Regions from separate parts of the Mus musculus genome. Here region 1 is linked to region 2. Evidence: chromatin loops called from intact Hi-C (ENCODE). Cell type or tissue: heart. All regions are shown on one strand. Each heading gives the region's core, and the rest is flanking DNA. Links, peaks and the distances in the headings are about the cores only. Region 1 overlaps Anapc7 (anaphase promoting complex subunit 7). Region 2 overlaps Arpc3 (actin related protein 2/3 complex, subunit 3).

What was found. Hi-C counts contacts between places; a loop is a spot of excess contacts. Peaks named below come from ENCODE experiments on the same cell type or tissue, not always from the same donor. Only the 100,000 strongest peaks of a DNase experiment are listed, where the experiment ranks them.
Region 1: a loop joins it to region 2, with 2.2 times the contacts of the local background. A loop is called at or near these places in 2 of 42 quality-filtered maps.

What each region holds. Positions count from the first base shown.
Region 1 is chr5:122,444,032-122,455,316 of GRCm38, reverse strand. Anapc7 (anaphase promoting complex subunit 7) reads right to left here. Exons shown (of 11, transcript NM_019805.4): 11 at 10,405-11,285. It also overlaps a transcript of Atp2a2 not described here. Among named protein-coding and RNA genes, the nearest start is that of Anapc7, 27 kb to the right of the region's middle. In heart, for the core only: CTCF peaks have their summits at 4,168, 4,372 and 6,120; DNase peaks (open chromatin) are centred at 4,276, 5,166, 6,362 and 7,296; H3K27ac peaks cover 1,616 bases.
Region 2 is chr5:122,394,588-122,405,872 of GRCm38, reverse strand. It overlaps Arpc3 (actin related protein 2/3 complex, subunit 3), which reads right to left. Exons shown (of 7, transcript NM_019824.4): 2 at 8,957-9,056; 3 at 4,150-4,226; 4 at 2,446-2,514; 5 at 1,623-1,749; 6 at 695-789; 7 at 1-4. Among named protein-coding and RNA genes, the nearest start is that of Gm32853, 6.9 kb to the right of the region's middle. In heart, for the core only: no CTCF peak of the experiment used is centred there; DNase peaks (open chromatin) are centred at 2,892, 4,422, 5,052, 8,842 and 3 weaker places; H3K27ac peaks cover 490 bases.

The DNA.
Region 1 (11,285 bases), core at 1,490-9,489, 49 kb before region 2:
GCCCTAACACCATGCTGTTCAGTGCCGTTTACGAATGAGTGGGCCCTAAAGGAAATGGACCTCATCCCTGAGTGCTGTGTTGCTTACTGGGACCTGTTCAACCCCAACAGATAGACTAACACTTGACCCATCCAGCCACAAGCAAGGCTGACAAAACCTTCCCCTGGCCCGCATAGACCAAGGCCAACAGCACAGTCCCAGCCACAGGCCACCTCCTGCATGTCCTCAGCCCTGCTCTCACCCAGCACCCTCAAGAAGGGACAGCATTTATTGTGTCAGCATCATGCTCAACCCACTAGGGCAGTCTAGCCTGGACCCCAGCCTTGAACTTTCCCGGAATGGCCTCTTCAGCAAAGCTGTCTAAAGGTTCCACCCTGCAGCCCACTCAGCAAAATTCAGGTGGTGGCCTCCCCGGAGAGCTAGCAGGGCTACTAAGGCTGGAGAAGGCTAGCCATCTCACAGCAGCTGCTATCACAGCACCCTCAAAATAGGGTCTCAGCCCCAACAATGGCACAGGCCTCAGGAACATCTAAGATGGCAGCATTGGCTCGGTGCCTGCAGAGCCGCAGAGCCAAAAAGCATGGTTGCCCTTTGTCGTGAGCTGCCAAACTCCATTAGGACTGACCCCTGCAATTGGGAAACCTTCAAAGCAGAGCTGAGCCTGTAGCCCAGGACTGGCTGCCATAGAGAACAGGGAGGGACAGGAAGGCCTCTCCCCTGGTGCCATGCCACTCACTGCTCCACCTGCCTCACCCTCTGCATGGCTCTCAGCCCTGTACCTGACATGCCTTCTAGTTTCTGCCTCCTGGAACTTTGGTAGGAGGCGGCCCAGGGCAGTCACCAAGCCACTGCTTCTAGATGTGCCTGGGCAGCAAGCACTTGGAACACTCCGTCAGAAATGCTGGTTTTGCATCTAGACCAAATGCAGTGTTCTTTCTGTCTGTCCCTGTTGTTGTGTCTTAACATTGCTCTACGTTTCGAAAAGCTGATTTCCTCTCTCTTTCCTTTTCAGCAATACTGGAGTAACCGCTTCCTAAACCATTTGCAGAAATATAAGGGTGTTCGGGTGCGTGCATGTGCGTTGTTAGCAACACATCTACCAGCCCTCTGCATGACTGAGGTTGGGGAAAAGAAAAATAGAAACAGTCCCCAACTCACTGTGTGATGTGGAGGAAATGTGTATTACCAGTGGGGTTTTAGCTGTTCAATCAAAATAATAACAAATGTACAATTTAGCATAACAAATCAGAGAGCCTCTCCAGAGAAGTTGGTTTCTTTGCTGCGAGAAGGAGGTTCTGAAACCTTATCCAAGAACAGAAGCCATCAGCCAAGTCTCCACATTTCTCTGCAAAATGTCATAGCCTCTCTAACTGTATGATAATTGTAATGCATGCCTTCAGTTGTAAGTGGCCAGATTGCTCTACAGTGACATTGAAACATGCTTTCTAATGGGCCCTGTACAGTTTGCTTATTTATAAATTCATTTAAAACACTACAGCTGCTGAATGGTTACAACATAGGCCTCCAGTCCTAACTTCAGTTGTTTAGGTGTGCAGCCAGCTGTTCCACACTGTATTATTGTAACTTATTTAATGAAGTCAGAAGCAGTAGACAGATGTTGGTGCAATACAAGTATTGTGTGCATTTATCGTAATAAAGTGCTCAGCGTCAGTTCAGTTGCTCACAGCTTCTCACAGCGCATGTTTGACTGTAGTCTGTAAATAGAGGTCAGTTTCTGTGCTGGTAACAGGTATTGCACAGACATGATTTCAGGTAAATAAATCTATTCTACGATAAACCCTCAGCAGAGCTGTGGCTGATTTACAGGAGGGTGGGGACGGGCACTGAGGCCTCCCTGGGAGACTGGTTTTGTAGTTAACCTGGAGGGAAGCAGAATGCGTGTCACAGTGACCTTCAGCAGAAATCAGGCCTTTTCAGCTCAGACTAGAAGTCTACACGTGACTAGCCTCGGGAGTTGTGTGACTGTTCAGATGCAAAGTGACTGTGACGGGAGACAGAAGTAGACCTGAAAGGATCCTGAATTCTCCCTTAAACTGCTATTCTGGCCTTACTTGGCAGAGATAAGCTTCAAATGAGTCCTGTCAGCTCCTGTAATAGGACAGCTTTTTGACAGCATCCAGGGCCAAGATGGCTCAGCAGGTAAAGGCCTTTCCCTTAAGATGAGTCTGGAGTCCTGGGCTTGACTCCTAGAACCCATGGGAGAACCAGCTCCATCCACAAACTTGTCCTCTGACCTCCACTCCTGCCCCTTTCAGAATAAACAACTCGAGTTATTCCTAACATTTCAGAATTACAGGATCACTGTCCCCAACACTTCAGCTCATATTCAACGAAGAAATTTCTCAGAAGGAATAAAGACCAGGCTGGCCTGGAACTCTGTCTCTGCCTCCCAAGTGCTGCGAGGTGTATGTACGCACCACAGCCGCCCAGCAGACATCCTGTTCTTAGCAACCTTTAGTAACTTCTAAGACCAGATGTCAACACAATTCTTTTAATCTAATAGGCTTGTTTTTCATGGACATGAAGTATGCCAAGCAGGAGGTCTGAAGGCCACTTGAGCCCTTGTGCTTGGCAGAAACACTTCTATATCTTTAGGCCCAATCTAGTGCAAATGGATTAAAGGGTTTTAATGTCTACACTTTGGAAGAGAAAGTCATGAGCGCAGGATGCTGTCCTGTGTAAGCTGTGCGTTTTCCATGGCTGGTGGGAGCCCAGTGCCCCCTGGAGAACAACTGGGTGTCACCTAAGTCCAAAGCCCTTCGTGACCTAGCAGGTCCACTCTAGGCCTCACAGGGCTACAGCACGGTTTGCAGTAGAGAAGCAAAACTATCGAGTGTGTAGCTGTAAGAAGCCTCGGAGCGTGAAGCAGGAGTCAGCATTGAGGGTCAGTACAGACCCAGCACCCGTGACACAGCACTAGGCCCTCAACAGTGGGTGTGCTAGTCAAGGCCTCACCATGGAGCCTCTCACATCCTTGTCTTTTTAAATACAAGGAGGAAACTTTGCCTTTCTTGGCAAGACCTGAAACTGAGGGGGAGGGGGGAATGACGGAAGAAGACAACAATCCTAGCCAGAAGACAGGTGATTACACTCCAGAGTCAAGTAAACAGATTTCTTGTAACTGAGCAGAGAAGTACCCTCTAATGGCATTGTAGGGATGGATATGCGCTCTCACCACTCTGGAGGAGGTTGTCTATCCCCAGACTCCACTTTTTTAAGTCTCATGCCGTGGTCTAAATCTCAAAAGCTGTTCCTGCCTCCCAAGTGCTGGAATTAAAGGCCTGCATCATGCCTAGCTTCAGATCTATTTTTAAGGGCCCAACCCAACAACACGCTGCAGTTCCCAAATATGTCCAGACAAGAAGAATCCATTTTAGTTTTTTAGGTAGAGCCTCATGGCCCAGGCTGTGGCCCAAACAGCATATAGCTGAACCTGCCCTTCAACTGTTCCTGCTGCCTCCACCTCCTCCCAAGTGGGCCCGCCATGCCTGGCTTCCCACTTCACTATTACAAAGACTGGAAATAATGGCTGCTACCAATAAACAAGATCCAGAGCAGGTTCTCAGTCGTTCTGATGCTGGGACGCTTTTATCATAGTTGCTCGTGTGGTGACCCCAACCATGAAATTAATGTTACTGTTGTTCATAAACTGATTTTCCTAGTGTAACAAATATCTGATATGCAGGGCAGTCTTAAAAGACTCCTGTCAAAGAGTCATTCAACACCCCTCATGGGTCAAAGTCTACAGGTTGGGAACACACTGATTAGAATATCCAAACCATGGAAAAAATCGAAGTGAGTGATGCGCATTCTGCCCAAAATAGCTCCGTACAGAAGGCTGGTTCCACCTTTCTGGAGCTGTACAAGATCCACCAGCCTCTACCTCCTGAGTGCTGGAATTAACAGCATACATCACCACTGCCTGGCCAAAATCTCTTTTAAAGGAAACAAAAATAAATCAATTCCTTGTCTCAAAGGTTGTAAGCAAAGGACTCCAAGATACAGGCAGCAGATTACAAAGGCTGGGGGTTTAGGAGGTGAGAACCATCAAGTCACAAATTGAGTGGGCATGGATGCATTCTGGCTTAGCTCCAATCACTAGGGCAGATGAGCACCGGCAGGTTCCTGACAGAATGTCCACCCAGCAGCAGGGATCACGCATGCTCCCATCCAGACTTCCTGAGACCACTTTCCAAACGGTATGGGGCATAGCAAGAGACAAGACCAAGACAAGTGCAAATAATCACAGGCTGGCACTGGCAGGAACAGAGGTTAAAAGGGCACAGCAAGCACTGCATAGCGCAAACTCACCAGCAGTGGTGAAGGTGGCACCCCTCCCAAGGGACGCTGGACAGTGTGGGCAGGGAAGGCCACAAAACACATACCAGGCAGGTGCTACTTCAGCCAGGCAAGCACCTTTGGTCCCTTAGAATGCTTCACACCTCAGGCCAAGGCCAGGAAAACATCTGACAAAACTCCAAAGAAGAACTACTGTTGAGTACCCCAACACCTCAAGATAATCCAAAATCTGAAGTGTGTGGGGGAAAAAAAAGAAAAAAAAAAAGGTGGCCACAGAAATCCCGGACTTGGTGATGGGCTGGCATTAGGGACAGAGCAGCAACTAAGGTTGGTGAGAAGACACTAGCAAGAATTAGCAGGAACCATGGACAGCTGGATGCAGGTGAGAGCATCAAGCACTCCCTTGTCACTTCACCCTTGTGAGTTAGAAAGATGGATCCTTTGATCAGCAGAGAATATTCCAGAACTGGCAAAAGATCATGACCTGTAACTGGAAACATAACTTCCACACAGGATTCAAAACCGCACATCGTGGAGATAAGGTAAACTGCAGAACACAGAAAAACTTTCACAGATGGGGGGGGGGGGGATGAGGAATCCTTTTCAGGAATGACCGTGAAGCCACCAGAGGGGACTTTCAGCAACCTGGAAAGAATGCACAAAATTAAAGAACTGAGGTGACAAGGTATTTCAGACAGACCATAATAACTCAGTTGGGACAATAGGTGGACTTGAGGTGACCTGAGACCTCTGTCATCCAGGACAAGGAGACAACAGTTCATTTCCGGCTTGGACATCTGTGTTGCTGTCCCAGAGGAGCCGCTGAGAGAACAGAAGCAGCAGTGGCCGTGGATGCAGCAGCAGGGTAGACCTAGGAGGACCTGAGCCAGAGGTTTCCATGTGATGTGTACACTGAACTCTGTGATGTCACTCTAGGACCAACGCATCCCTCTGCTCACTGTTTCTATGAAAAGCCCCACCCCCACCCCAGCATTGGCTCAATGAGCAGCTGTGCTCTTGACGGGAAAAGAGAGCATCAGTGCGTGCTCGGAGCCCCACCATTGTGGAGAGCGACTGACCCTGAAAATTAGTAGCAATTATAAAACGTGAAGGTGGAAATGTCCCCAAGTGCTTGATCTATGACCCTGTACGGCTTGACTTTAATCCTCCTTTTCTATGTACAAACGCCAGAGTTTAAAATGAGGGTTGGTGGCCAGTTGCAGTGGCACAAGCTTTTAATCCCAGCCTTCGGGGGACAGAGACAGGAGGATCTCTGGCTCTGAGGGCAGCCTGGTGATCTATGTGGCGAGTTCCAGGACAGCCAGGGCTATATAGGAAGACCCTGTCTGAAAAAAAAACAAAACAAAAAAACAATAAAACGACACAGCTGAGAATCTGAGTATGGCTGCTCCCAGAGTCGCAGACGTAAGACACCCAAGGGTGCATCCCAGGCTGGCCTCACATTTACCATGTAGCTGAGGTGGCCCTGACTCCTATTTCTACCTCCCAAATGCTGAGAAGTCCAGGCCTCTCACCTAACTACAGCTTTATTTAAGGAATAAGCACTGTCTGGATGGTGGTGGCACATGCCTTTAGTCCCAACTCTTGGGAGGCAGAGGCAGGCAGATCTCTGTGAGTTTGAGGCCAGCCTGGTCTACAGAGTCTACATATGAGATCCTAGCTCCAAAAATAAATTGAGAGAAAGAAACCACTGTGCATCCCCTGGGAAGTGGTAGCTCTGGACTCACTGGGAGGGTCCTCCGTGGCTTTGAGCTTGGAGGTAGCAGGTCCAATCTGCCCTCTAATGGCACGAGGGGTAATGGCCATTCTTGCTCTCTCTGGTTCCCACTCAAGTCCTGAGGCAAAACCCTGCTGTGTGCGAGCTCACAGAGGCAGCCCTTTGTGCTGAGGGGTTGGTATGAGTTGTTGTAAAACTCAGCTTCTGCAGGCCTTGAGTCTGGCTAAAGGCAGCAGCAAGGAGATCCGAGCCTTCCCCAAAGCAGGCCTGGCCTACAGATAGAGGTCAATCATGTCCATGGGAGGCTCGAGCCCAAAGGACCAGCCACATGCTCTAGCCTAGGTCCCCAGGGATGTGCTGACACTCAGAACAGAGGGCCATAGGCATGGAGAACGGAAGGCCCTGGCAGAGACCAGAAAGGACGAAGGAGCCTCACATGCCCTCCTCCACAGAAACATATCCAGGAGCCACCCCTCAGCCTTTAGGCAAGGTGGTCTGACTTTAGCACCACCTTGGGGGAATGAGTTCTTCCAAGGCAGAGCTGGGCACAAGGAAGTATCATCCTGCGACCTCAGGCCTGAGAAAACAGTCACCAGCAGCTCCCAGCACCGGTGAGGAATGGCTGCCACTTCAAACAGGGTCCTCATTTGTAACCCCAACCTCATTTGTAACCCTACATACCTCAAGTATGTGGGAGCTGAAGAGATGGCTCAGTGGTTAAGAGCACTGACTGCTCTTCTGAAGGTCCTGAGTTCAATTCCCAGCAACCACATGGTGGCTCACAACCATCTGTAAAGAGACCTGACCGCCTTCTTCTGGAGTGTCTGAAGACAGCTACAATGTACTTACATGTGATAAATAATAAAATTAAAAAAAAAAAAAAAAGAATGAGTATGCATAGGGAGATGGTACAACTGGAATAGGACACAAAGGGGACTGGTCCAGCCTGGGCTACCATATTCTTATAGAGCAGACATCTGGCCAGCCCGCTGGAAAGTTCCAAGAAGGATCACTCCACGCTCGGCAACAGGCTGCTAGGGATTTACCCAAAGAAGGGAAAGCTGGGAGCTTAGAGAAGCCGCCAGAGGGCTGTTTATAAAGACAGGCTCTAAAGATCTAAGCTGTGGGAGAACCGGTCTCAAGACGCCACCACCCTGGCCAGACTGGCTGGCAGCCTGAGCGCAGCCAGGCCGGGCATGACAACTGTTCAGAAGACAAAGCCAGGGCATTGAGGGTGAGAGGTGTCTTGGGTTGGAAGAGCCACAGCATGTGACCTCAGGGGTGAGCTGCTGCCAGCCCAGAGGCCCACACATTAAGTGTCTGGTAAACCCTAAGCCAAGGCAGGTTGGAGTGTCCTGGGACAGCAAGGGTTCTAGTCTGTCACCGGAGAGTGACTGCCAACATCCACAATGAGCTCATGGCATATACCAGCCCACAAGAATGTGGCCGCTGGGGGTGGGTGGATATGGGGGACTTTTGGTATAGCATTGGAAATGTAAATGAGTTAAATACCTAATAAAAAATGGAAAAAAAAAAAAAAAAAGAATGTGGCCGCCTCCTGTCCTGGGGCCGTTAGATCAGTGTCTCTGACATCACAGACTAGGCTGCAGACAAGCATCCAGCAACAGCCCAGGGCCACACAGGGGCTCTGCACACCACCTAACAAATGTAGCCAGGGGACAGAGCAGCCCAAGAGACCCAGGTCCAGCAGAGCCTGGATTTTCATTCCATTCTGTATGCTAGGCACAGATGGTTCATTTCACAGACTGTGTTAATGGTTTAGCTGGGGGAATCACAAGTTATCTCTATACGTTTAAGGGTAAAAATATCCAATAACTTTTCACTGCTTTTTACAGCATTTTCCTAGGCCTAGGCCTCGCTGTGTAACAGCTGCCCACAGTACTGAAGCGTTCCCAGCTGCAGCTCTCCCTGGCCCAGTGAGAGGACTGTGACTCCCAGGTGCCTGGGATGAGCAGAACCAATGTATCACCTGTCCTGTGACTGAGTGCTCTCCTCTAGTGTAACACTCTCAAAGTGCACTCAAAGTGGTTCCAGTTTTGTGACCCAACCATCCCGTGTACACACTCTTAACTAGAAGCCTGGGTTGTTCCTACCTCTTGTCAACGGTGAATGCAGGTGTCCAGTCCCTGTCTGAGCTTTTATTCCTTTGGGCATCTACCCCAAAATAGGAATGGGGGGTCCAACTGAGTGTTGAGACTTTGGGTCCACCAGAATTTTCCACACGGCCACGCCTTTTCCATCCTACTGATACTTAGCAATCACCGTTTCCTACTGATGGCCATATGGAAGGCAATCTGTAAAGTTCTGGATTCTTCTTAGACTTGTAGGTGCTGAGTGGTTTGTAAAATAAACTCTATCCTGCCAATGACGAACATTTAAGAGTCAAGGCAAACCCCATGCCCTGGCCCTGACCCCGAAGCATGCTGGGCACATCTACAGTTGATTCAGGCATGGAGGGAGCTTGATGGCAAAAGCCAGCCCTTTGTGCCCCTCTACCTCCCCAAGAAAGTGGTGGCAGCTGACGCCTCACCCTCTGCCCCTGGGGAAGGACGTGCCTGGGTGGGATGGCAAGTCTGAACAAGATGTTTACCTCAGCCGCCTCCCTAGAGACCACGGTGAGGTCTATGTCCAGTCTGGCCTGTCTGTCATCAGCAAATGATGTGGCCCCTGAGAACTGGTCTCGGCAGAGTTTGTAGTGACTGTGCTGGATTTATGCTGGCAGCTTAACAGTGTGACACTACCGGCCGGAGATGGCCCCAGGTGAGCTGGGTTTAAGCTGTAAAACCCAGAGACCACAGGTGAGGCCAGTTAAGGCCCATTTTCTCCACTCACAAAGGTCTACAGGGTGGCGCTCCAGGGCCTCTCTGGGCTCAGGCTCAAGTCCAGTCAGCTTGCCAACAACAGGAAGTTGGGCAGAGTGAAAATGCTCATTCCGCAGTCCAGGGTCCCAAACCTCAAAGTCTGTGGTGCTGAGAACCAGGGTCTAAGTGTGAGGGTAGCTAGACAGGGCAGAAACTGAAGCTGGTTCCGTGTTCCCAAGGCAGGCTCAGAAACAGGTATGTGGCTACCACGGGTCCTGCGGATGGACCACACATACCAGACCCCAACGCCCAGCAGGGACTGAGCAGTGGGGAGAAGCCCATGGGAAGGGCGGGGCTGTAGATCCCACCAGTGAAGATTCGCTGCAGGCATCATACCAATGGTATCTGTTAGGGTTTTACTAAGAATGGGCCCCCACAGGCTCGTGGGGGTGGGGTGTGGTTTTGTTTTGTTTTCTTCCAAGACAGAGTTTCTCTGTGTAGCCCCCTGGCTGCCTCGAACTCAGAAATCCACCAGCCTCTGCCTCCCATGTGCTGGGATTAAAGGTGTGCGCCACCACGGCCGGCCCAGGCTCGTGTATTTAATGCTTTAGCTCCCGGGGAATGGCACTATTTGGAAGGACTGAATGGGTGTAGCCTTGTTGGAGGAAACCCATGCTGGGCCCAAGCTCACTCTGCCTATGGATCAGGATAGAGTTCTTCAGAACTGCTGGTCTACACAGCAAGAAAAACATAGGATAAATAAATGAGTCAAGCCTCACGAACCTGCCTGCGAGCCGCACACTACCTGCCATGATAATCATGGACTGAACCTGACTGTCAGCAAGCCCCCAATTAAACACTTGCCATGCTCACGGTGTCTCTTCACACCAACAGTGGCTGTGAGTGTCAGAGCGCTGTGCCGGGCTCTCGTGCTTGCAGAGTCCTAAGCCCCAGAGTCAGAGGCTGCAGACAGCATTCAGAGCGGCTGCCTTCACACTCTAGGTGGGAGCACTGTCCTCACCCCAACTATGACACACTAAAGCCTCAAGGTCCCTGTGGCCCTCGTGCATGTTAAAGGACACCCCCACTCAGGTTACCCTGGTCTCCTAGAACAATGTTCAAGTGGATAGCCACGGGGCTCCCAAACCACATGGCCACTGTGCTTTCATCTCTGTTTAAGGCACACTGAGGGGTGGCTGGTGCTGCTGGAATGGAGGGGTCACACTGGCCTAAAGGCTCCCAGTAGCAATGGAGGACACGGAGGAAGGGGAGGAATCCCAGCACACTGAAGGGAGAGGGGGATCCATCTCGACCGGTGGGAATTCAGCCAGCCATGAAGACAGGAGGGTGGACTGGGTTCAATTTGTGGCTGAAGGGGTCTTGCCGTCTCTCTCAGCACTGACTGGTCAGTGGGGCTCCTGGTGAGGCCAAGCCAGGAAAAGCCCCACCCACATGCTGCCTAGGGAGCCTCAGAGATGGCTTGGGACAGCTAGCGTGCAGAGGCTGAAGCTCACACTGGTACACTTTGCGGAGACCTCGTCCATTTATCATGTATCTTAGGACAAGTCTTGCTATGCAGCCCAGCACATCTCAACTGTCATGCCTCTGCCTCTCAAGTGCAGGCTTCCAGAACGTGTCTCCACCAGACAGACCACCCTGTCCCACTTCTTACTGCGCTGACAGTGTTCTGATTATTCACAATGAATCAACCTCTCACATTCCTAGCACCTTGATCTGCATCTTGAAAGGCATCACACGCGAGATGCAGATGCAGGACGGAGGGCGAGTCGACCTGCTCCCAGGTGCTGAGGAATAATGCAGGCAGATGCTGAAGGCATCTCAGTGAAGAGCCAGGCTGGTTCATGTGACAGGCTCGGGGCTCGGCCGCCCAGCACATGGGAGAAGACAGTATATTTATATCAAACTGTCTAGGCCCACATGGCTGCCTCTGACAAGGCGATAAAAGGAAGAGTCTCAAAGGGTGTCATGTGCCACCACACTGAACAGTTTATTAGGTGAGCCTGTCCTGTGTGTGGCCATCATCTGCTCCTCAGATCTGCCCACTGGGGCCAAGTGCTGCTCTGCAGTCCGTGAAGCACGGTACCCGCATCCGGACCATCATGACTATAGGGAGTGTGGCAGGGAGGACCCTGACTCCCAGGAACCAGATTCCCTCTGGCAGGACCACCCAGGTGCATGTGCCCTTAAGAGGATGGCTCAGTTCTGTGTACCCGTCATAAAGAGAAAAAGGCATCGTCCACTGGGTACGTCAGAACCATCCATAATGGTGAGTCTGCAGCTTGGAACTCGCTCAGTCCTCAGCAAAGCAGACAGGTAGACACCAGTCCCGACTACTACTTGGAAACAGGCAGGGAGCCCTGCTGTGAGCACACTTCCGACAGCAT
Region 2 (11,285 bases), core at 1,159-9,158:
ACCACTGTCAAAGGCACAAGACAGAGCATATGCTCAGGGTCAGGGCACAGTGCAAGTGTGGGCGCGGGCCAGCATTCCAGCCTCTCTCTATGACAAACAACAGTGTAAACAGCAGACACCTCCCACTGAACTCAAAGGTGACCCCACAGAGCAGGGAGACGCGTCCACCTGGCCCTCCCCAGGCGTGAGGCTCGTATCACATCCACCCACGGGCAGGAAGGCATGTGAGGCAGACGCGGTAGCATGCCTGTGTACTGCAGAACTAGAGGCAGAGGCAGAAGGAGCTAAGGTCACCTGTGGCCACACAGTTAGCTCAAGTCCAGCCTGGGCCATTGTTCACCCCCCCCCCCACCCCAACCAAGGGGCCCTGACACGCACTGTATACACGCATGCATGCACATACACGCACACACACACAGATTGCTCCCTGTGACTGTTCTGTACCTGATGCAACAGAGCCACCATTTCCATTTTACATGGCATTTACATCACATACAGATGCCATGCCATTTCACAGCAGGGACCAACAGCCACAGACTGTGGACATATGGCTACACAGCCCATACATAAACGATAGCCGTGGTCTTCCAGAGCAGGCAGAAATGATCGCTCTCGACAGCAGACTTCAGCGGTTTAGAAGGCCACGGGCCAGAGGCTCCAGCTCCAATTAAACAGGCAGAAGGGGACATCTCACCTTGCTGGGTTTATCACTCTGAGGGTCAAAAACCTTCTCACACAGCCTCAGTCCGGTCTCTTGCCTCAGCTGCTGGAGGTACGCCCGCATCATCTCTGCAATACAGGAAATCTGTGTGTGAGGAGGCCCTAACCATGGCCTGTCTGACACTGACCTTGGTGAAGTATTTGCACACATTCAGACAGCTTAGGACAAGAAAGAATGGCCTAGATGGTCTTGGTCCTCTTGGTCGTCTTGGTCTCTCTCTTTCTCTCTCTCTCTCTTCCTCTGTGTGCGCGCACGCATACGCGCACTTACAGGAGTGTGGTTTTCTCCTTCCACTGTGTGTGTGGGTCCCAGGAATCAAGCCCAGACCGTCAGGCTTGTCAGCGGCTGCCTTTACCAGCTGAGCCACCTTGCTGACACAGAATGGTTTCATAACTACGTTCATTTTGGTAGTAGTTCAACAATCTCTGCATGTTCGTTACACTTGTTCCCAAGCTCTCTTGTGACAGTTAAGGCAACACGCGTGTGCTGAGCACCCCGCTGTCAATCTGAGCACCAGCCAGTGGGCCGGGGAGATGGTTCAGAGGAGAAAGAGCCTGCCGTGCACGAGAACCAGAGAAACAATCCTCAGCATCCACATACAAGTACAGTGGGCACGGTGGCTGGCCTGCCTGCAGCGCCAGCCCTTAGGAGGGGCAGGGCCGGGGGATCCCGGGAGCAAGCTGGCCAGTTACACGAGCTCAGTCAGTGAGTTCCATGTGCAGTGAAAGAGCTTGCCTCGATATTGCCTAGATATGCAACGTGGACAGTGACCAAAGACCCAAAACCAACCTCTGGCCTCGGAGCACACAAGCACACAAGTACATTCACACCCACTTGACTTGCCCACACACACACACACACACACACACACACACACACACACTTCCAGTCTTGTTCTTACCGTCCTCCTGTTTGCTCGCAGGCTTGGCATAAATGGCGTTGAGAGGAAAGCCAGGCTCTCCGGGGATAGGGAAGTTGGTGATTCCTAGCGTGTACATTTCCTTCTCGCCTTGGCTCTTGGAGTTGCACTAAAATCAAAGGACACCGTTGGTACGTGAGAGTAAGTCTCCAAATACAACCCTTCACTGCACGCAGCTGCCAGGGGTGTACGCGTGGGTGGGTGTTCTGTGAGTGCCCGTCTGCAGTGCCTGAACCTGCAGCCCTCTCAACACTGCTCCCAAGGAATAAGCCCAGAGAAACTACTGCAGTGGAAAGCAGGAGTTCAAATACTAAAAACCAAACTTGCCACATAGGCACACATTTCTCTTCATAAATGCACACAGTAATTTCTTTTATTTTTATTTTTTTGAGACAGAACCTTAGTATGTAGCTTTTGCTGTCCTTGAACTCATGACACAAACTAGGCTGGCCTCGAACTCAGAGATCCACCTGCTCCTGCCTCCTGAGCGCTGGGATTAAAGGTGTGCGCCTCTACCCTACAGTAGGGTCTTACTAGTTAAAGTCTGAAGCAGAGATACATATGGACATCAGAGTCAGCTTTTTGAAACAGCTGAGGCCTTTACACGGGGGAGACTCTAACACGGCTGTCTGCTGCTGTCCACTCTACACCTCCCAGCCCTCTGCCTCCGTGTCAGTCACCTAGGGGTCACATCAGAAGAGATCAGACGTTAGCCTGTCCTCGGGTCTTGGCAGACCCGGGTGGCTGCGAGGGCTAGCCTATCTCTCGCTGTTGTCCTCGTGTGTGAAAAGCCAAGTCTCATTACCTTTTGGAGTTTCTTTAGACACTCAGAAATGTAGAGTGTGATGTAGATCAATGTCCTGTCCGCTTCATTCTACAAGGGGGAAGAAACAACACAATGACCTCATGAGGCGGACCGTTCAGGGCATCTCTGCCTCCATTACGCACTGGCATCCACAGGGTGCCCAGTTTCCCCAAACCCAGCTGTGCAGTTGCCCTGGCCAACAGCCCCTTCCTCATGCTGTGTAGGGTGGAGAATGGAGAGCTGGGCGCTCACTTTAAAAAAAAACTTTTCCCCATGAGTGTCTCTGAGAACAGATACATCCCTTCCTTGGCAGTGGAAGGAGCCACTGCACGTGACAAGTTCTGGGAGAGTTCCACAGGCCCAACATCTCCACTGACTGGAAGAATTGAAGACAGCTGGTGACTACTGATCACATGTCAGTCGCCTGTGCCCAGTTTTACAGTTATAGTCAGATAAAGATTACACGTGTCTCTGCTCTCTGCTTTGTTCTGAGACAGGGTCTCTGCTCCACAGTCCTGGCTGGCCTCTCATTCTTGGACAACCTTCAAGCCTCTGGCTCCTGACAGGCGAACCCTGCATCTAGCCTGTCCCTGTCACAGCTCTCACTGGCACAGCACAGGCTAGCTGTTGGTTACAGACACGGTGCTCAGCACTGGATAGAGTCCACACCTGATGGACTCTGCTATCCCTGAGGGGAGCAGAAGGTGAAGCCACACAGTTTACAGCACAGTCAAGAACATCCTTTGCCCTTCTTTGTGCCTGGCTCACCACAGTAGCTCAGGAAATGTGTGTCTCGTACCATCCATCCCCTTTATAGCCAGGCCCCTGGCCACCCTCCTCACCCTCCTCAGGGAGGGGAAGGAGGGCGAGGTCCCAGGAAGGACCAGGGCACATGGGTCTGGTATGTCATGGGTGCTTAATCAATACTGAATACACACAGATGCGTCTAGACCGGAGCTTGGCAAACCCTGACAAGGCCGGATAATGAGCTGTTTAGGTTTTGTGGCTAATGACCAGTTGTGACTGGTCAGTCACGGTTCAGTGCGAAAACAGACACAGCGAATGCATAAACAAACAGGCACGGCTGTGCTCCAGTGAGGTTTATTTGCAAAAACAGGCAGTGGGTCGTCTGGCATGCACAGCGGTAACAAGTGTAGAACGGAAAGAATCAAAATGCACGAAGGGGTGAGGTGAGGGCTCAGCAGCTCAGAGCGATTGCTTTTTGCAGTGGACCTGGGTTTGTCCCACAACACACGTGGTAGTTTGTAGTCATTTCTAACTTGAGTCATGAGATTTAACTCCTTCTTCTACGCAGACACACACACACACACACACACATTAAATTTTTCTTGTTTGACTTTTTGGTTTTTCAAGACAAGGTTTCTTTGTGTAGCCCTGGCTATCCTGAAACTAACTCTGTAGACCAGGCTGGTCCTGTACTCACATAGATCCACCTGTGTGGATGCCTCCTGAGTGTTGGGATTAAATGTGTGTGCCACCACACCCAGCCTACAATAAATAATCTGAAATAAAGAAAGCAAGATAGCAAGAAAGCAAGAAAGGAAGAGAAACTATAACACAGCACCCTCCTCAGGGTCTCGTCTCAAATCCTACAGTCACCCTCACCATTTAGCCCTCACAGCAACCTGACTTCCAGGTAGAATTTTATCCCCTTCTGAAAACTAAGCATTCCTTGGAAGTTACCTTAATTTCATAGTTCTTGAAGAAGACATTGGCCTTGAAGTAGTAGATGGCTTCATCCACAATGTCCGTGTCTTTGGCTAAGCGGGAGACAAGAGAAGGCAGAGACCATTACCAAAGGCAAACCTCACACCCAGAGGCGGCGAGCACAGGCAACCAAGCCTACCGCACAAGATTGAGACCTGGATAAAGGAAACCAAGGAAGGCGCTGCAGGTGCTCTGCTGGGCTCAGTTCCTGGGGATCTAGCGCCCTCTGCTGGGCTCCCAGGGAACCGTGCAGCACACATTCCGGCAGTGGTGGTACCCACTTTTGTTCCCAGCACTCTGGAGGAAGAGGCAGGTAGATCCATTGGTTGGAGACCACCCTGGTCTACAAGGCGAGTTCCAAGAGTTCAAAGAAAGCCAGAGCTTCACAAAGAAACCCTGTCTTCAAAACCAAAACCAAACCAACTCAAAAAACCCAAGGAAACAAAACCCTTACATGTGTGTCTGTACGTATGCCACATGTGCACAGATACCCACAGAGGTCAGAGGGCACCAGGTCCCTTGGAGCCGGAGTTACAGGTGCTTGTGAGGCCAATGTAGGTCCTCTGGAGGAGCAGGAAGTGCTCTTAACCTCTGAGCCTTCCCTTTAGCCCGAGCACAGTGTAACCAAGTGTTGATATAATTTTATTCGAGCCCACGCACTGTCATCTCAGGAGAAATGCTCAAATTATTTAGGGACATCGGGGACATTTCCTTCTTTTTATGAAAACCATGGCTTAAATCCAGCAGGTTCTAAGTTGCCACTAACTGAGGGAAGCCAGAGCACTCTGTGACAGACGCACATCTCGTTACACAATCTCTTTGGCAGTCTGTCCTCTCTTTTTCATTTTGAAAGGTCAGACTTCCCGGGTTTGACGTGCAGCAGCTGGCTGCATCAGCACCACATGACAGCCTTGGCCTGGGCTACCACTCCCTCACAGCCTCGCTGGTGCTTCTCTGAGGGCCGCGTCAGCGTCAGAACTTTAACTCTACCTTCCTGTCCTTAGCGTCCCGCCCCTAAGGAAAGGAAACTTCTCCAGAGCACCTAAGGGAGACGGCGGAGGAGACCTACACAGAGCTTGGCACACAGAGGCACGCAAAGATACATGCACAGCAGGAAAGGATTTTTCTAGAGCCGAGGCTCGAACCCAGGGCCTCCCACATGCTACAGACAAACCCTATCTCAGACATCTGCTCCAACAGTTCCAGCCCCTCTGGGACGAGGGACAGTCACCCTCACGTGTTCTGTTTCTCCCTGGAGGACTCAGCTTGAAGGTGGCTAGGATGTTCTCCATTCTGAGTTGGCTGTATCTTCTAGAGCAATGTGTTATCTGTAACCGTGTGACAGGGCTCACTGGCCAGCAACTTTTAAGTACTGCAGGTCTCCTCAAGGCTGTCTTTCCCCACCTGCTCCTTCTTCTCAGAAGCAGTGAATGGCCAGATCTACTCAATTTACTTACATTTCAACCAGTGTTGCAAACAAATTCATTTAAGAGGAAGTCAAGTCAAATAACCTGGCAGAAAAAGGAAGGGGAAGGGGAAGGGGACACAGGTGGGAATTGTAACTGTGTGCTTGGAGACCAGGCATGGAACTCGGGCCAGACATTTGCAGGGTCTGGGCTCTGTGTCTGCAACAACAGAAAGGATGACGCCGTTGGCGGAACATCTCAAGACTTGTCAGTGTTAGAAAAAAATCTTCGGGAACAGTGAAAAATTGCCTCAGAAATGGAATGGGGGATCCGGAGTGCGGCTGAGGGTAGAGTGGACACTTCGTCTTGATGGCTACAAACAATAATTAGTAAGGGTGTATAATCCCAAACTTCTCAGACTAGACTGGGAAACCAAGCTGTGAGCACATATCAAAGAAATCACAATTCAGCTTTAATCCCGGCACTCGGGAGGCAGAGGCAGGCAGCTCTGGTGTGGGGCCAGCCTGGTCTACAGTGCGAGTTCCAGGACAGCGAGGACTACACAGAGAAACCCTGTCTAAAACACAAACACCCCCCAACAAAAACTAAAACAAAACAAAAACCCCCCACAAACAAGACCACCAGCTACCAATCAATAAATGGGTGAATGAGCAGACTCTTTTCAAAATAAGAGATACAAATGGCCAGGAACTATTTTTAAAAGTGTTCAACATTCCTGATCTTAGGGATACACAAGTTTATACTGCTCGGAGACACTACCTTACCCGAGTCACAAGGCCAATCAATTATCAGGAGGTGTACCGGTCAGCCAAGGCTAGACAGCAAGACCCTAACTTTAGTCACAGGCTGTAGAGAAGGCTCAGTGGTTAAGGGCACTGACTGCTTTTCAGAGGGCCCGGTTTCAGTTTCCAGCACCTACATTGTGGCTCACAACCATCTGAAACACCAGCTTTAGGAATTCCAATGCCCTCTTTGGCTTCTGTGGACACCAAGCACAAATATGGTACATATACATCCTGACGGGCAAACATTCACACACACAAAATAAAATAAATTCTCTTGTATTTTTGATTTTTTGAAATAGGTTTTCTCTGTGTAGCCCTGGCTTTCCTGGAACTGACTTTGTAAACCAGGAGCCTCAAACTCACAGAGATTCATCAGCCCCTGCCTCTGCCTCTTGAGTGCTGGGATGAAAGGTGTGCCCTACAACTGTCCAACTTAAGATATATACATACATACATACATACATACATATATATATTAAAATCAAAAAACTAAGCATGCTTTTTAAAAACCTGACAACAAATGTTAGAGAGGATGTGGGGGAAAGGGAAGCCTGACCGGCTGGTAGTCAAAGTGCAAATTAACATGGCCATTGTGGAGATCAGTTTGAAGGGTTCTCAGATGATTAAAAATAGACTTCCCATATGATCCAGCTATTTTACTCCTGGGCACATACCCAAGGCCTCCTGTCCTGCCACAGTCTTATCTACACATCTGCATTTATCGCTACTTTATTTCGGTAGCAAAGACAAGGAACCCAGCTAGTTGTCCACCAACAGAAGAACAGACAATGAAAATGTAGTTCCATACAAAACGGAGCATCACTAGGCTGTGAAGGTAAGTGAAATCAGGAGGGTTTTTATCTTTTTTAGAGATTTATTTATTTTATGTGCATTGGTGTATTGCTGCATGTGTGTCTGCGTGAGGGCGTCAGATTCCCGGGAACTGGAGTTACAGACAGCTGTAAGCTGCCATGTGGGTGCTGGGACTTGAACCCTGGCCCCCTGGGAGAGCAGCCAGTGTGCTAAACCACTGAGCCATCTCTCCAGCCCCCTGATAACAAAATCATGAGATGAGCAGGAAAGAGGATGAACATGCAACCATCAAGGTGATCCAAACCCCAAACAGAAAAGAACGCACGATCTCCCCCGTGCGAGGATCCCAGCCTGTAACGCCCTCATGCAAGCAGGTGGAAGGGTGTGCACAGGATAACATCTATAAAGAAGACCAAGAACCAGGGGCGTCAGAGAGAGGAAGGACAGACAACGGGCTCGAGGACTCCAGGACATAAAGCTACTTTTTCCATTTTCAACTCTGCCCTTTGTAAAAGTGTGAAACACCAGGCGAAGCCCCATGGCCTCAGAATGGCCGCTCTAACCACACAGAAGCTGACAGAGCTCGGGTGGCTTCCTTAAACCATCTGGTTTTTTGTTCTTGTTTTAAAAGCAAAATTTAAAAAAAAAAAAAAGAAAGAAAGAAAGCAAAACAAGCCACCACCAAAACCAAACAAGTTAAATACGGAACAAACAACAAAAACCACTAAGAAAGCAAAGAAATAAAATTCAGAAAAACAAAAGCAAGCACAGACATAAACTGTTTCAAAGCACTCAGGAGTCTCACTGGGGAAGCAGGCAGGAGGAGCACCACGAATTGAGGCTAGAGTGGTTTGACCTCCAGGCCCACCAGGGTTTTAGAGAGAGATTCCCTTCTCACACATCCGAGAAAGGTCTAACACTGGGGTATGGTGAGAATCTGACAGAGGGCTGTGGAGATGGCTCAGCGGGTAAGCGCGCTTGCAGAGAGAGCTCCGTCACCGGAGTTAGGACCCTTGGGACTCATGTAAGAACCAGGTGTCACCTCTAACTGTGTGCTGTGGCTCCCGTGGGCCCTCACACACAAGTCAGAATCAAAAGCAAGTGACTTTTTTTTTTAAAGGTGACCAAAGAAGTCATAGCTTTGGTGGGGGAAAGGTTCATTTTCCTTGTTTTTGGAGACAGGTTTCACCCTTGCTTAGGTAGGTCTTGAACTACCAGACTCCAGCCACCTCCTTATCTCAGCCTCCGAGGTACTGCCTATGCCCACACAATGCTGTCAGAAGAAGGCTGGGGACCTGCCATTCAGTTAGTCTGAAATAACTGACAGTGCCTGTGGGGACTGTGGCCAGAATTCAACACAATTCCTTTTTTTTTTTTTTTTTTGAGACAGAGTTTCAGTAGCCCAGGTTGGCCTGGAGCTAGCTGAGAACGACTTTGAACTCCAGATCTTCCGGCCGCCTCCTCCTAAGTGCTAGGATTTCAGGTGTGTACCACATCCCCTGGCTCTCAATGGAACTTGGGGGTCTCATGCAGGCCAAGCCATGTCTCTACCAACGGGGCCACGCCCCACAGCCCACATTTCCTTTCAGCTCACGTAAACATCCTGGAGGAGTTTGAACCAGTTTCCTGTGGAGCGCAACAGGCTGCTCCTGGTCAAGTGTGACAGGAAGCCAAGGAAGAGTGACTCAAGCTAAGCTCTTCCCTGCTCTCAAGTCAGCAGGTCTGCTTGGAACCCAACAAAAGAACCCAGAGACTTACTCTCGCGAGGGGCGGGTCCTTTGAACTGGCTTCGGAGGGGCAACAGGGCCATGTTACCGATGAGCTTGGTGTCCGGGTCCATGAGAGAAGAGTGGTATGCCTGCAGGGGCCAGCCCAGGGAAGAGAGAAAACAAGTGTCACCAGGAGACAAGGCGAGGACCAACTGTGGGAGAAAAGGGCTGGCGTCGGCTTACGGGGAGCCAGCGCCTGACTCAAGAGAACCAACTGGTGGATTCTGAGACGTTCTGTCAGCTGGTGGATAAGCGTAGCCCTCCGCTCACACTAAACTAGACACGGAAAACAGAGGTAGGCAGTACCTCAAACCCCATCATAAAAAAAAAATATATATATATATCAGAGCCGGGCATGGTGGTACACGCCTTTAATCCCAGCACTTGGGAGGCAGAGGCAGGTGGATTTCTGAGTTCGAGGCCAACCTGGTCTACAGAGTGCGTTCCAGGACAGCCAGTGCTACACAGAGGAACCCTGTCTCGAAAAACCAAAAAATAAAAAAATTACACTTTACCACTGTCTTCTACTAATTTTACTTCATTTTATTAATGTTCTCCTTCTTGTTTTGTTTTGTCAAGACAGGGTCTCACTATTCAGTACCACTATGCCTGTCTTTATTATTTATATTCTTTTCTAAAAAATAATTTATTTGTATTTTGTGTAATTGGTGTTTTGCCTGCATGCATGTTTGTGTGAGGGTGTGGGATCCCTTGGAACAGGGTGCTGGGAGTTGAACCTGGACTTCCTGAAAGAGCAGTGTACTGGCTAGTTTTGTGTCAACTTGACACAACTGGTGTTATCACAGAGAAAGGAGCTTCAGTTGGGGAAATGCCTCCATGAGATCCAGCTGTGGGGCATTTTCTCAATTAGTGATCAAGGGGGAAAGGCCCCTTGTGGATGGGACCATCTCTGGGCTGGTAGTCTTGGTTTTATAAGAGAGCAGGCTGAGTAAGCCAGGGGAAGCAAGCCTGTAAAGAACATCTCTCCATGGCTTCTGCATCAGCTCCTGCTTCCTGACCTGTTTGAATTCCAGTCCTGACTTTCTTTGGTGATGAACAGCAATGTGGAAGAGTAAGCTGAATAAACCTTTTCCTCCCCAACTGTTTCTTGGTCATGATGTTTGTGCAGGAATAGAAACCCTGACTAAGACAGAGCAGCTAGCGCTCTTAACTGCTGAGCCATCTCTCCTGTCCCGTCAGGCCCTGCCCATGTTCTTTAGATCTTCATATTCTCATTCTCTCTCTCTCTCTCTCTCTCTCTCTCTCTCTCTCTCTCTCTCTCACTCACACACACACACACACACACACAGAGCTTTTTTTTGAGACCAGGTTCTTTTTTTTTCCTATTAGTATCGTGTGTGAGAGTGTGTGTGAGTGTGTGTTCATGAATCTGGGTGCTCATGTGTGCACATGTCAGAGGTCATCATCAGGTGACCTCCTCAGTTGCTTCTCCACCTTTATATTCAGGACAGGGGCTGTCATTGAACCTGAAGCTCACCACCTGGACAGACAGGCCGCCAGCAAGCCCCACAGATCCTCCTGTCTTTGCCTCTCCAGCACTAGGCTTATAGACAGATGCCACCACATCTGGCCACTTTCGTGAAGTCTGGGACAGAACTCAAGTGCTCGTGCTTGAGTGGCAAGTGTTTCACTGACTGAATGCCCCCAACGTCAGCTTTTTGAGACAGGCTCTCACTACTCCAAGCAGCCCTGGCTGACCTGGGACTCCCTAGGTAGACCAAGCTGACCTCAAGCTTACAAAGATCCGCCTGCCTGTGCCTCCTGGGATTGCATCCTTAGGCTAGACGTGCATTATGGAAGGATGCGCTTCCTCCAGTTCTGCACTCCGTGACATGATGCAAGCTGAAACACTCTACTACAGAGACCACACAAAACAGGTTTCCCACCCTCCAGCAAACCAGGACCCAAGGCCTGGCTTTGAAATCTGCCACTTCCTGTCCTTATGACCACAGGTCGATTCTTCCTGGAACCTGTTTCCCCACCCCCACCCCCTTCAACCACAACAGGTAGCCCAGGCTGGCCTCTCACTTACTATGCAGGTAGCCCAGGCTGGCCTCTCACTTACTATGCAGGTAGCCCAGGCTGGCCTCTCACTTACTATGCAGGTTAGCCCAGGCTGGCCTCTCACTTACTATGCAGGTTAGCCCAGGCTGGCCTCTCACTTACTTCACAGGGGACGATGACTTTGAACTTCTTACGCTCCTGCCTCTGTCTCCCATTGCTGGGATGATGGATCTAGATAACCACAGTACTGGCGAGTAAACCTAGTGCTTCAGACATGACAGGCGAATGCTCTA